Linked DNA regions of Homo sapiens: region 1 is linked to region 2. A link is an interaction called in ENCODE POLR2A ChIA-PET data of the cell type or tissue named here. Cell type or tissue: Caco-2. All regions are shown on one strand. Links, peaks and the distances in the headings refer to the core of each region. The heading gives the core; the rest is flanking DNA. Region 1 overlaps YEATS2 (YEATS domain containing 2). Region 2 has its middle 28 kb from the start of KLHL6.

Region 1 (5,381 bases), core at 282-5,281, 120 kb before region 2:
AATGCTTTCAATTTAAATATAGAAAATAAATGATTTTTTCCATAAGTAACACAAGAAAACAAAGCTTTATAGAAGTAAATGCCATCAATTAAAACATACCATATCCATTCAAATAACATAACCAAGTCTGAGTTTTTGACAAAGGTTAGAAACCAAAAAGAAAACCAAACTTTTTTTTTTTGAGACAGAGTCTCACTTTTGTCGCCCAGGCTGGACTGCAATGGCATGATCTTGGCTCACTGCAACCTCTGCCTCCTGGGTTCAAGCTATTCTCCTGCCTCAACTGTCTGAGTAGCTGGGATTACTGGTGTGTGCCACCACTCTCAGCTCATTTTTTTATTTTTAGAAGAGACGGGATTTCACTATGTTGGCCAGGCTGGTCTCGAATCTCTGACCTTGTGATCCGCCCACCTCGGCCTCCCAAAATGCTGGGATTACAAGTGTGAGCCACCGCGCCTGGCCAAAAAAAATTTTTTTAGAGACAGAGTCTTACTCTGCCATCCAGACTGGAGTACAGTGGCACAAGCATAGCTCACTGCAACCTTGGAATCCTGGGCTCAAGTGATCCTCCTGCCTCAGCCTTCCGAGTAGATGGGACTACAGGTGTGTGCCCATACCTGCTAATCTTTTTATTTTTTAAAGAGACGGGGGTCTCACTATGTTGCCCAGAGTGGTCTTGAACTCCTGGCCTCAAGAGATCCTCTGGCCTTGGCCTTCCAAAGTGCTGAGATTTGTAAGCCACCACCCCTGGCCCCAAACAAAACATTTAATGTTTTATACTTTAAAATAAAACCCAAGAGAAAAATAATTTTGAAAAGAAAATTGTATAATAAAAACCATAAAGATGATGTAATGTACAGTCACTGGAAATTCGAGGTCTTAGCTCTCGAGTCAGGGAAGATGGAGAACCCCAGAAGCCAGTCCTAGAACTCTACCATTGTGTTTTGCAAACACATCATATAAGATGTGGCCAACAACATGGTGAAACCCCATCTCTACTAAAAATACAAAAATTAGCTGGATGTGGTGGCGAGTGCCTGTAGTCCCAGCTACTCGGGAGGCTGAGTCAGGAGAACTGCTTGAACCCAGGAGGCAGAGGTTGCAGTGAGCCGAGATCGTGCCACTGCACTCCAGCCTGGTGACAGAGCAAGACTCCGTATCAAAAAAAAAAAAAAAAAAAAGTGGCCAATTCTTGAGGAGAAAGGAGTAAAATCTGATAAATTAGACACTTGAAAGATTTGCCATATATCATATGAGGTATCATCTCAATAATTCTATGTGCCTCACATCATTTGAATATCAGAACCACTGAACTTGGGGCTCTCACTCAAGACTTCCCATCTGGTTTAAAGTTGGGGAGGGGGACGCCGGGCATGCTGGCTGCTCACGCCTATAATCTCAGCACTTTGGGAGGCCAAGGCGGGTGGATCACGAGGTCAGGAGTTCGAGACCGGCCTCATCAACACGGTGAAACCCCGTCTCTACCAAAAATACAAAAAATTAGCTGGGCATGGTGGCATGCACTGTTATCCCAGCTACTCAGGGCAGGAGAATTGCTTGAACCCGGGAGGCAGAGGTTGCAGTGATCCGAGATTGCGCCACTGCACTCCAGCCTGGGTGACAGAGTGAGACTTCGTCTCAAAAAAAAAAAAAAAAAAAAAAATAGGTGGGGAAGGGGAGTAGTACAATCATTTTCTATCTGCTTCCATACAGACAGGCATTCCTAAGATGCTGATAATGATTTCATAGTTCCTGGCCCTGTCCTTTCTACAGTCTTAAAAGAAAATACATTCTCTTTTGTAAACAAGACAACCAGTGTTCCTTTATTAAATATCTGAATAAGACTCTACAATCCATTTTCCATTAGCCAATGACATTTCAAAAATGTCTCAAAAGTCCAAACCAGAGGAATGGACGAACAAATCGTGGTATACTCAATGAACTCTTGATGCAGGCAACAACAGAAATGAACCTCAAAATCATTATGGCAAGCCAAAGAAGGCAAACACAAGAGTACAAGCTAAATTATCCCACTTAAGTTCTAGAAGAGACAAATTAATCTATAGTGAAAGAAATGAGAATCATAGTTGGAGGTGCTGGTGTTAGGGACTGACTGGGAAGAGGAATGAAGACTTTTTTCTTAGAAATATTTTATTCAGGTTGAGTATTCCTTACCCAAGATGCCTGGGACCAGAACTGTTTCAGATTTCATACTGTTTTGGATTTTGGAATATTTGCATATACATAGTAAGATATCTTTGGGAAGGAACCCAAATCTAAACATGAAATTCATTTACGCTTCATAAATATCTTACACACAGAGCCTGAAGGTAATTTTATACAACATTTTAAATAATTCAAAACATAACACAAAGTTTTGACTATGTTTTAACTGACCAGTCACAAGGTCAGGTGTGAAATTTTCCACTGTGGCATCATGTTGGTGCTTAAGAAGTTTCAGATTTTGGAGCATTTAAGATTCAGATTTTTGGATTACCAATGCTCCACCTAACTTTTTTTTTTTTGAGACAGAGTTTCGCTCTTGTTGTCCAGGCTGGAGTGCAATGGCACAATCTCAGCTCGCGGCAACCTCCGCCTCCCGGGTTCAAGCGATTCTCCTGCCTCAGCCTCCTGGGTAGCTGGGATTACAAGTATGCGCCACCGCGCCGGGCTAATTTTGTATTTTTAGTAGAGACGGGGTTTCTCCATGTTGGTCATGCTGGTCTCGAACTCCCGATCTCAGGTGATCTGCCCGTCTTGGCCTCCCACAGTGCTCCACTAATCTTAATAAGAGTGTAGGTTAGATGGGTATGTATATCCAATTGCAAAAACACCCAACTGTACACGCAAAATCTGTATTTCACTGTCTGTAAACTATACCTCACTTTAGAAAAGGACAATAAGAATATTTTTCTGATCATGTCATCCCCTGCTTGAATCCTTCAAATAGCTTTTCATAACATTTAGAACAAATTTCCATTCCTTAACATGACCTAAGAGATGTGAACTGCGCCCTGTCTCCCTCTCCATCCTTAATCTTTAAGATCCAGACAGGTTGGTTTTCTATCCCTCAAATATACTCCCAATTTTCCTTTGAGCTTTTGGAATCATGGCTCCTTCTATCTGGAATGCTCTTTTCTTAGGTTAGCTTAATCAGATTCCAGCTGAAATCTCCCCCTTATCAGGGGCCTTCCTTGACCGTGCCCCATCCAACACAGCTCTCCCTACCTTCTCCCTCCAAAGTTCCTGGAAGTGCTCAATATTACTATCTGGAAAAATAAATGAAGGATTTTTTTTTTTTTTTTGAAACAGTCTTGCTCTGTCACCCAGGATGGAGTGCAGTGGTGCGATCTTGGCTCACTACAAGCTCCGCCTCCCGGGTCAGGCCATTCTCCTGCCTCAGCCTCCCGAGTAGCTGGGACTACAGGCGCCCGCCACCATGCCTGGCTAATTTTTTTGCATTTTTACTAAAGATGGAGTTCCACCATGTTAGCCAGGATGGTCTCGATCTCCTCAACTCGTGATCTGCCTGCCCCGGCCTCCCAAAGTGCTGGGATTAGAGGCGTGAGCCACTGCGCCCAGCCATAAATGAAGGATTAACTAAAATATCTGCCAAAATATAAATGACCACAGGGAACATAACTACTACCTTACATTAGTTTTCATCATTAATCTATTTGTTGATATTGCTACATCTTTAAAGGCTCTTTAGCTAAATGTTTAAAAGAATGTACAAAGTTATTATACACAGACACATGCAAACAAAAAGACAGTAAGCAAGGCAATATTAATAATAGAATTCAAGGCAAAAAAAATAACATGATAAAGATGATGTTATTAAAGGCACAATCACAAAAATACATCTTAAACTATACATCCAACAATATAGTATCAAAATACATACAACAAACAGAAAAAGGAAAGTTTAAGAAATCACACATCTCTATATAAAATTTAAAAGATTAAGACAATTTATAAAAATACAGATGATAGGCCGGGCGTGGTGGCTCACGCTTGTAATCCCAGCAGTTTGGGAAGTTGAGGCAGGTGACTCGCTTGAGCTCAGGAGTTCAAGACCACCCTGGGCAACACAGTGAAACCCTGTCTCTACAAACAATACAAAAATTAGTTAGGAGTAGTGGCAAGCACCTGTACTCCCAGCTACTTGGGCAGCTGAGGTAGGAGGATTGCTTGAGCCCAGGAGATGGAGCCTGCAGTTAAGCTGAGATCGCGCCGTTGCACCTCCAGCCTGGGTGACAGAGCCAGACCCCGTCTCAAACAAAACAAACACAACAAACAAAAAAGATGATATAGATATATATCTGGTAATTAACAAGCCAGAATTAACAAATACACACAACTCTGAACCCAACAGAAAAAAATCTTTTAAAAATATCTATAAAAGTTCATTAAGGTCGGATGCAGTGGCTCATGCCTGTAATCCCAGCATTTTGGGAGTCCAAGGTGGGTGGATCACTTGAGGACAGGAGTTTGAAACTAGCCTGGCCAATGTGGTAAAACCCCGTCTCTACTAAAAATACAAAAATTAGCTGGGCATAGTTGTGGATACCTGTAATCCCAGCTACTTGGGAGGCTGAGGCAGGAGAACTGCTGAACCCAGGAAGTGGAGGTTGCAGTGAGCCGAAATCACGCCACTGCACTCCAGCCTGGGCAACAGAGTGAGACTCTGTCTCAAAAAAAAAAAAGTTCATAAAATGTAAATCATACAGTAAGATATGAAGAAAGTCTCAAATTACTGCAAAATGTAGAAATATTACAGCCACATTCTGATCTTAATAAAAATTAATATTAGCTCACCATGATATGGAAAATAAGACACTCTTCTAATAACTCATGACTCAAAGAAGAAATTAAAACTAAAGTAACAGACTATTTAAAAACTAACGAGAACACAGTATCTCCAAACCTATGGAAATGTGGTCAAAAGTCACCATCAGAGGAAAATGGCAAACAAGCTTTCACTGCAAATACACATACAAATCCAATCCAGCAGGGTATTAAAAGCATAATGCATCATAACTGGAAAGTTTTATTGCCAGCAACAGAAAAAGAAACAAGCAGAACGAACAAAGGCTAAATCCTAAAACCAAAGTGGGGAGATCTAGAACGAAGGGGATTTGTACTACACAAGTCTACTGTTGAAGCTTTAGGAAGCTTTTTTTTTTTTTTTGAGATGGAGTCTCACTCTGTTGCCCAAGCTGGATTGCAGTGGCGCAATATCGGCTCACTGCAACCTCTGCCTCCCAGGTTGGAGTGATTCTCCTGCCTCAGCCTCCTAAGTAGCTGGGACTGCAGGCACCCACCACCACATCTGGCTATTTTTTATTTTATTTTATTTTATTTTTTTAGTAGAGGGAGGG
Region 2 (5,381 bases), core at 232-5,231:
AACTATGTAGACTGAGTTAGATGAGCCCAGAGTGAAACCATAAGACCTTTAAAGCTCGTTCCGAGGAGAGGATGTTGCTTGAAGGTGTGGTTTCCTCCAACTGAGTGAGCCGCCGCCCTACACCACTGTGTTACCTGGGAAGAGAAGGATAGGAGAATGTTCAGGGCCAGGGGACACTAGATGTTAACAGAAATTCATTTCGTTTTCTTTTGAGTTAGAAGATGAAAGATAAGAAAACTTCTCAAGGCTTGGGCAGCCCCTCTCCAAGAAAATCCTGCTAGAATGGCAAGAAGGGCAATACTTTAAGCATTCCACCCTTTGATGGCCATACAGAGTGACAATCCCTTCCATGCAGAGGGCACAGGTGGACACCTCCCTCCTTGCAATCAGAGCATGTACCTACACTGGAGCCCTCAAGACCTCCTAAGGCTGAAAAATGTCTCGTGCACACCCAACTAATAGAAGATCCACGGTGTCTTGGGTGAGGTTCTGTGAGCCATAGAAACAATGAGAAATTTGGGGATATCATTGTGTATTTATTAATTTTTTATTTTTATTTATTTATTTGAGATGGAGTCTCGCTCTGTTGCCCAGGCTGGAGTGCAGTGGCACGATCTCAGCTCACTGCAAGCTCCGCCCCCCCAGGTTCACATCATTCTCCTGCCTCAGCCTCCTGAGTAGCTGGGACTACAGGTGCCCGCCACCATGCCCAGCTAATTTTTTTGTATTTTTCGTAGAGACAGTGTTTCTCCATGTTAGCCAGGATGGTCTCGATCTCCTGACCTCGTGATCTGCCTGCCTCAGCCTCCCAAAGTGCTGGGATTACGGGCGTGAGCCACCGCACCTGGCCCCATTGTGTGTTTATAACCCCCATCCCCTCCTCACAACCAAATTCAAACTGCAAATAGCAATAGACGCCAATGACTATTTGACCAACACGCTATGGTGGAAAACACATGGGCTTTGGGGGTCAGAGACACCTGGGCTCAAATTCCATCTCTGTCACGTATGGCTTAATGATCTTGGGAAATTTGCTTAACCTCTCTGAACCGTAATCTTCGTCTATGACAAAATTACCCTTTGCAAAGTTGTTTGGGTTCAGTGGTTTGATACATGGAAAGGACCCAACAAATAGTGGTATGATCGTTATGGTGGTAGATTTTTGGCTTACAACTCAGCATGCTAAAACACTTTATAGGCATGATAAAATGCAAAGTCTGTCTTACCTTTCTCCTCCTATCTCTATAAACCTTAGAGGATTTGAGCCTTGTAGAGAAACCAAATATTTTAAAACAAAAAGTTTATTTTCAAATGAATTTTGGTAAAGGTTGATATCCAATGTGTCCATTTGAGCTGGGTTTTTTTACTCAGCAGCAAGAATCCTAATACAGCATGTAACACAATTCTTGACCATAGCAGCAACTCTCTAACTGTTTAACTCTCAACTCTCTAACTGATTGCTGTTGTTATGACTGTTGCCCTTGGTCCATGAAGTCTATGAAGATTGTACCCCTAGCTTCACTGGGGCATTCCTGAAACTCACTGTCAGTATGGTTCTAGAGACAGTTTGATAAGTCCAACTGTCCTTAAACAAAATCTTTGCTATTGGTTCTATCCATAGAGTACACCTGTTTCTACTTCCCTCTCTTATTCACGAAGTCACCCATTGATCCATTCATCATGTCACAAGCTAGGAAAAAGAGCTTCCTGTTAGTTAAATTATCTGATAACAAGAGACACAGGGATTCCTCAGTATCTCCAAAACAGACTCCAGTCGAAGCCAATTGGGAGTGAGAGAGAGGATCTGGTGTTGGTGCTCTGTGAAGGAAGACTCGTTATGTCCCTACAGTTAAGAGTTTTCTTACCTTTGAACAGTGCTTAGATAGGCTGTTCCTGTCCTTTGTTGACAGCTAATGGTTTTTTACAGGCCTGAGCTGATTCATGTCCTGCCTGACCCTGACTCTCACATCAGCCTCCTGAACTCATCTGTACTTGGCCTAACTTTAATTATCTGGTAACAGCTGCTGCCTCCTTCTCTGGTGCAGCCCCAGTCTGGGCCTGGCTTCCAGCTGGCTTCCTGAGAGCAGGCCTCCAAGGGGCTGGAACATAGATTCTGCATGTCTTTGCAGAGGGGTATTTTCCCTGATAGCATATCCCCTTGGAGTGGCAGAGAGTTACTTTTCAGCAATCCTTGCCATTCACAGACGAGTTTTCTGCTATTTGAGCTCACTATTGCCAGAGATGGCCAGAGGAGCAGTGTTTATCACATAAGGAACGTGTCCTTGGATGCGGATCACCCTCGTCTGGCAGCAAACCAAAAACACCATTCATTCCGCCTCTTCTCAGAGCCACAGCTGGGACATTACAAACTGCATTAATATGCCAGAAAAATACCCCAGCAAAGGCTTCAGGGCAGGGAGCGACTGGGGTCAGCCCTATGGCATCAGTCAGCTCTCGGTCTCCAAGGCTGAGGCCTCTTCTTTCAGCAGCCTTATGGGTACAGTAATGCTGGGAAGGTGCTTCCATGGTGTTAAGAAGGTGGGACAAGGGACTCAGGAAGGAGTGCCCCTGGGCCTGGGACTGATGGTAGGTGGCCTGATGCCACTCTCAGGACTGGAGATAGTTCTACTTACAGGAGTGGAGCCAGGGTACAAGGATCACAGTCAGGTCAGATGGGGGAGGGCTGTTTGCTTGAAGCAGCCTGAGGCCATGTGGCCAGGGTGGAGAGCCAAAATCACCCCCCAAAACAAGCAGCGTAAACAGAATGAAAGAAAGTGTGAGGAATGGCCAAAGAGGCTGTTTCAAATGAAGGCTGTGGATAGCAAATCTGTGAGGGGGTTTCCTTCCCTGTGGGGCTGGTGTGACTCTGGAGGTGGGTGTGAGGGCTTAAAGTAGCTGCACAGGGTGCGCAGCTGGAAGGCTGAGCCTGGAACCTGGTGGGAGGGGCTTCCCTCAGTTTCCTAGGGTTGGGGAAGTGTAGGATTGATCGAATTCCTGACATAGTCTGCCTCCCTGACTGCAAAACTTTGTCTTCTATGGATCTATAGGATTTTTTTTTTCATTTCCATGATGTGTGATAATGAAATGTGGACTATTCTCACACCAAACGTATCTATGAAACTTGCAAGCCTATAAATAACCTGCCCCACTTTTTAGATCTCCTCAGGTCCAAGATGAAGACTTTGGTGTCTCACCCATGCTGAGTTCTGGGCTGTCACAAGAGGCACACTTGCTAGATTGCAGGCAGACTTTGTCCTCTTTATCAAGATCAGCTATGGCCCTGCAGTCTCCTGATCCACAAATTAGGTGGCAATCATTTTGCTAAATGTCTTCCATCTTTTCTTTATATCTATCCGTGATGCCTTTCTCAATTTTTTTTTGTCATGCCATCTAATCATTTTGTCCTCTACCAGCAGAAAATAAAACCTTAAATGTTTTTTAAATGTGATTTTTTGTGTGTGTGAACAGAGGAAATCATAGAGAGCTGTGATAAACTTGAGAAAGATGACAAACTTTTGAGGAATATCTAACCATTGGCTAAATCTGAACAATGATAATGTGATGGAAATAGCAGTAAAGAGATCTGGGCTCCAGTCCTATCTGAGTCTCCAGTTAACAGCATGACCCCTGAAATCACTCAGCCTCTCTGGGCCTCATCTGCCAAATGAAAGCTTGACTAGATCGGGGCTTCTCAAGTTGTAACATGCACACGAATTACTGGGCTCTGTTAAAATGCAGATTCTGATTCAGTAGGTCTGGGATGTGGCCTGAGACTCTGCATCCCAGATGATGCTGTTATGTTGCTACTGGTCAGACTTGACTAGCACTCTGTAATCACTGCAGAGACTAGCAGTCTCTGCTAAAAACACACAAATTTGCTGGGCGTGATGGTGCGCACCTGTAATCCCAGCTACTCGGGGAGCTGAGGCAGGAGAATCACTTGAACCCGGGAGGCAGAGCTTGCAGTGGGCTAAGATCGCGCCATTGCACTCCAGCCTGGGTGACAAGAGGGAGACTCCATCTCAAAAAACAAAAAAACAACAAAAAAACTGTCTTCAGGTGATTTTAACATGCTGTCCAAGGTTGAATATTACTATGATGAACTCTAGGAGTCTATGAACGTATGTATATGCACAAACATACATATGTATGCATACATATACATATGTGCATATATGTGTATGAATGTGTATATATACATACACACATGGAAAGTGAGTGTTTGATTTTTTCAGAGAATGTAGAAAATTAGAATCTGCTCCCTTTTGGCTTTCGATGTGTGGGGAGGGAGGGCAGAGAAGGATCAGAGGAAAGAGCAAAATGACTGTCCAGCCAAAAATGACATGAGGGTAAACAAAGCCAGCCACTTGCCCTGTTTGTAAGCTGCCCAATGTCCAGGCAGCAGCACTCCTGAGACAGGCTGATACAGAGCTTGTCAACCAAATGGGGCCTGCCAGACCTTGGGCTGTGACCTGGTCTGACCAGGATTTTAAACTAAAACCCTTTCTGCTTATGTATATATATGTATATATATATATATATATATATAATTTTTTTTTTTTTTTATTTTGAGATGGAGTCTCACTCTATTGCCGAGGCTGGAGTGAATGCAGTGGCTCAATCTCAGCTCACTGCAACCCACCTCGGCCTCCCAAAGTGTTGGGATTACAGGCAGGAGCCACCACACCTGGCCCCCTTTCCATTTTTAAACCTAAGTAGCTAGCACTATAAACCAGTAGGGCCAAACCACCTGCCAATTTGTAATTTCAGCAGTTTATTCTAAGCTTGGAAAAGCTGAGTGCACTTACCATAGGCCAGGCACCTGCAATAGAAAGGTTGGGCGGGGGGACAGTTTCCACTGTTTATGGAAGATGACGAAGAAAGTCATTGTGCTTGATTTTCATTGTATCATCATCAGAAAAGCAAAAGCAAAGAGTCAATGGCTCTTTGAAATGGCAGCTGTCTTTCAGGAGGATGAACATTAGAGAAAAACAGCTATGAAGTCAAGGCCTCTGCTCAATGAATAAATAGCCCATTTGTTCCTTGAAGGGTTTGCTTGAAGGCCAGCCTGGGTAACTTGGGGAGGAGGAGCTGAATGGCTCATCTGAAATCCTAAGGCAAATTTGCACTTGGGGGTTGGTGGTGACTGAAAAGATGGGAAAGGAGAAGGAGGGAGAGACACAAGCAGGGCCAGGGTGTCCTGGGTAGGGTATGGGTAGTGAGATATGTCTAGTTCTGGATGTTTTTGCAAAGGGACTTTTTTTTTTTTTTTTTTGAGACGGAGTCTTGCTCTGTCACCCAGGCTGGAGTGCAGTAGCACGATCTCAGATCACTGCAACTTCCACCTCCCCGGTTCAAGCAATTCTCCTGCCTCAGCCTCC

Evidence for each region. ChIA-PET counts read pairs that join two places held together with the same protein. Peaks named below come from ENCODE experiments on the same cell type or tissue, not always from the same donor. Only the 100,000 strongest peaks of a DNase experiment are listed, where the experiment ranks them.
Region 1: POLR2A ChIA-PET joins it to region 2 with 6 read pairs; 6 of 35 experiments call an interaction of 5 or more read pairs at or near these places.

What each region holds. Positions count from the first base shown.
Region 1 is chr3:183,703,961-183,709,341 of GRCh38, reverse strand. The region is part of intron 1 of YEATS2 (YEATS domain containing 2); the gene reads right to left. Among named protein-coding and RNA genes, the nearest start is that of YEATS2, 8.9 kb to the right of the region's middle. In Caco-2, for the core only: no CTCF peak of the experiment used is centred there; no DNase peak of the experiment used is centred there.
Region 2 is chr3:183,581,373-183,586,753 of GRCh38, reverse strand. No RefSeq gene overlaps it. Among named protein-coding and RNA genes, the nearest start is that of KLHL6, 28 kb to the right of the region's middle. In Caco-2, for the core only: no CTCF peak of the experiment used is centred there; a DNase peak (open chromatin) is centred at 3,233.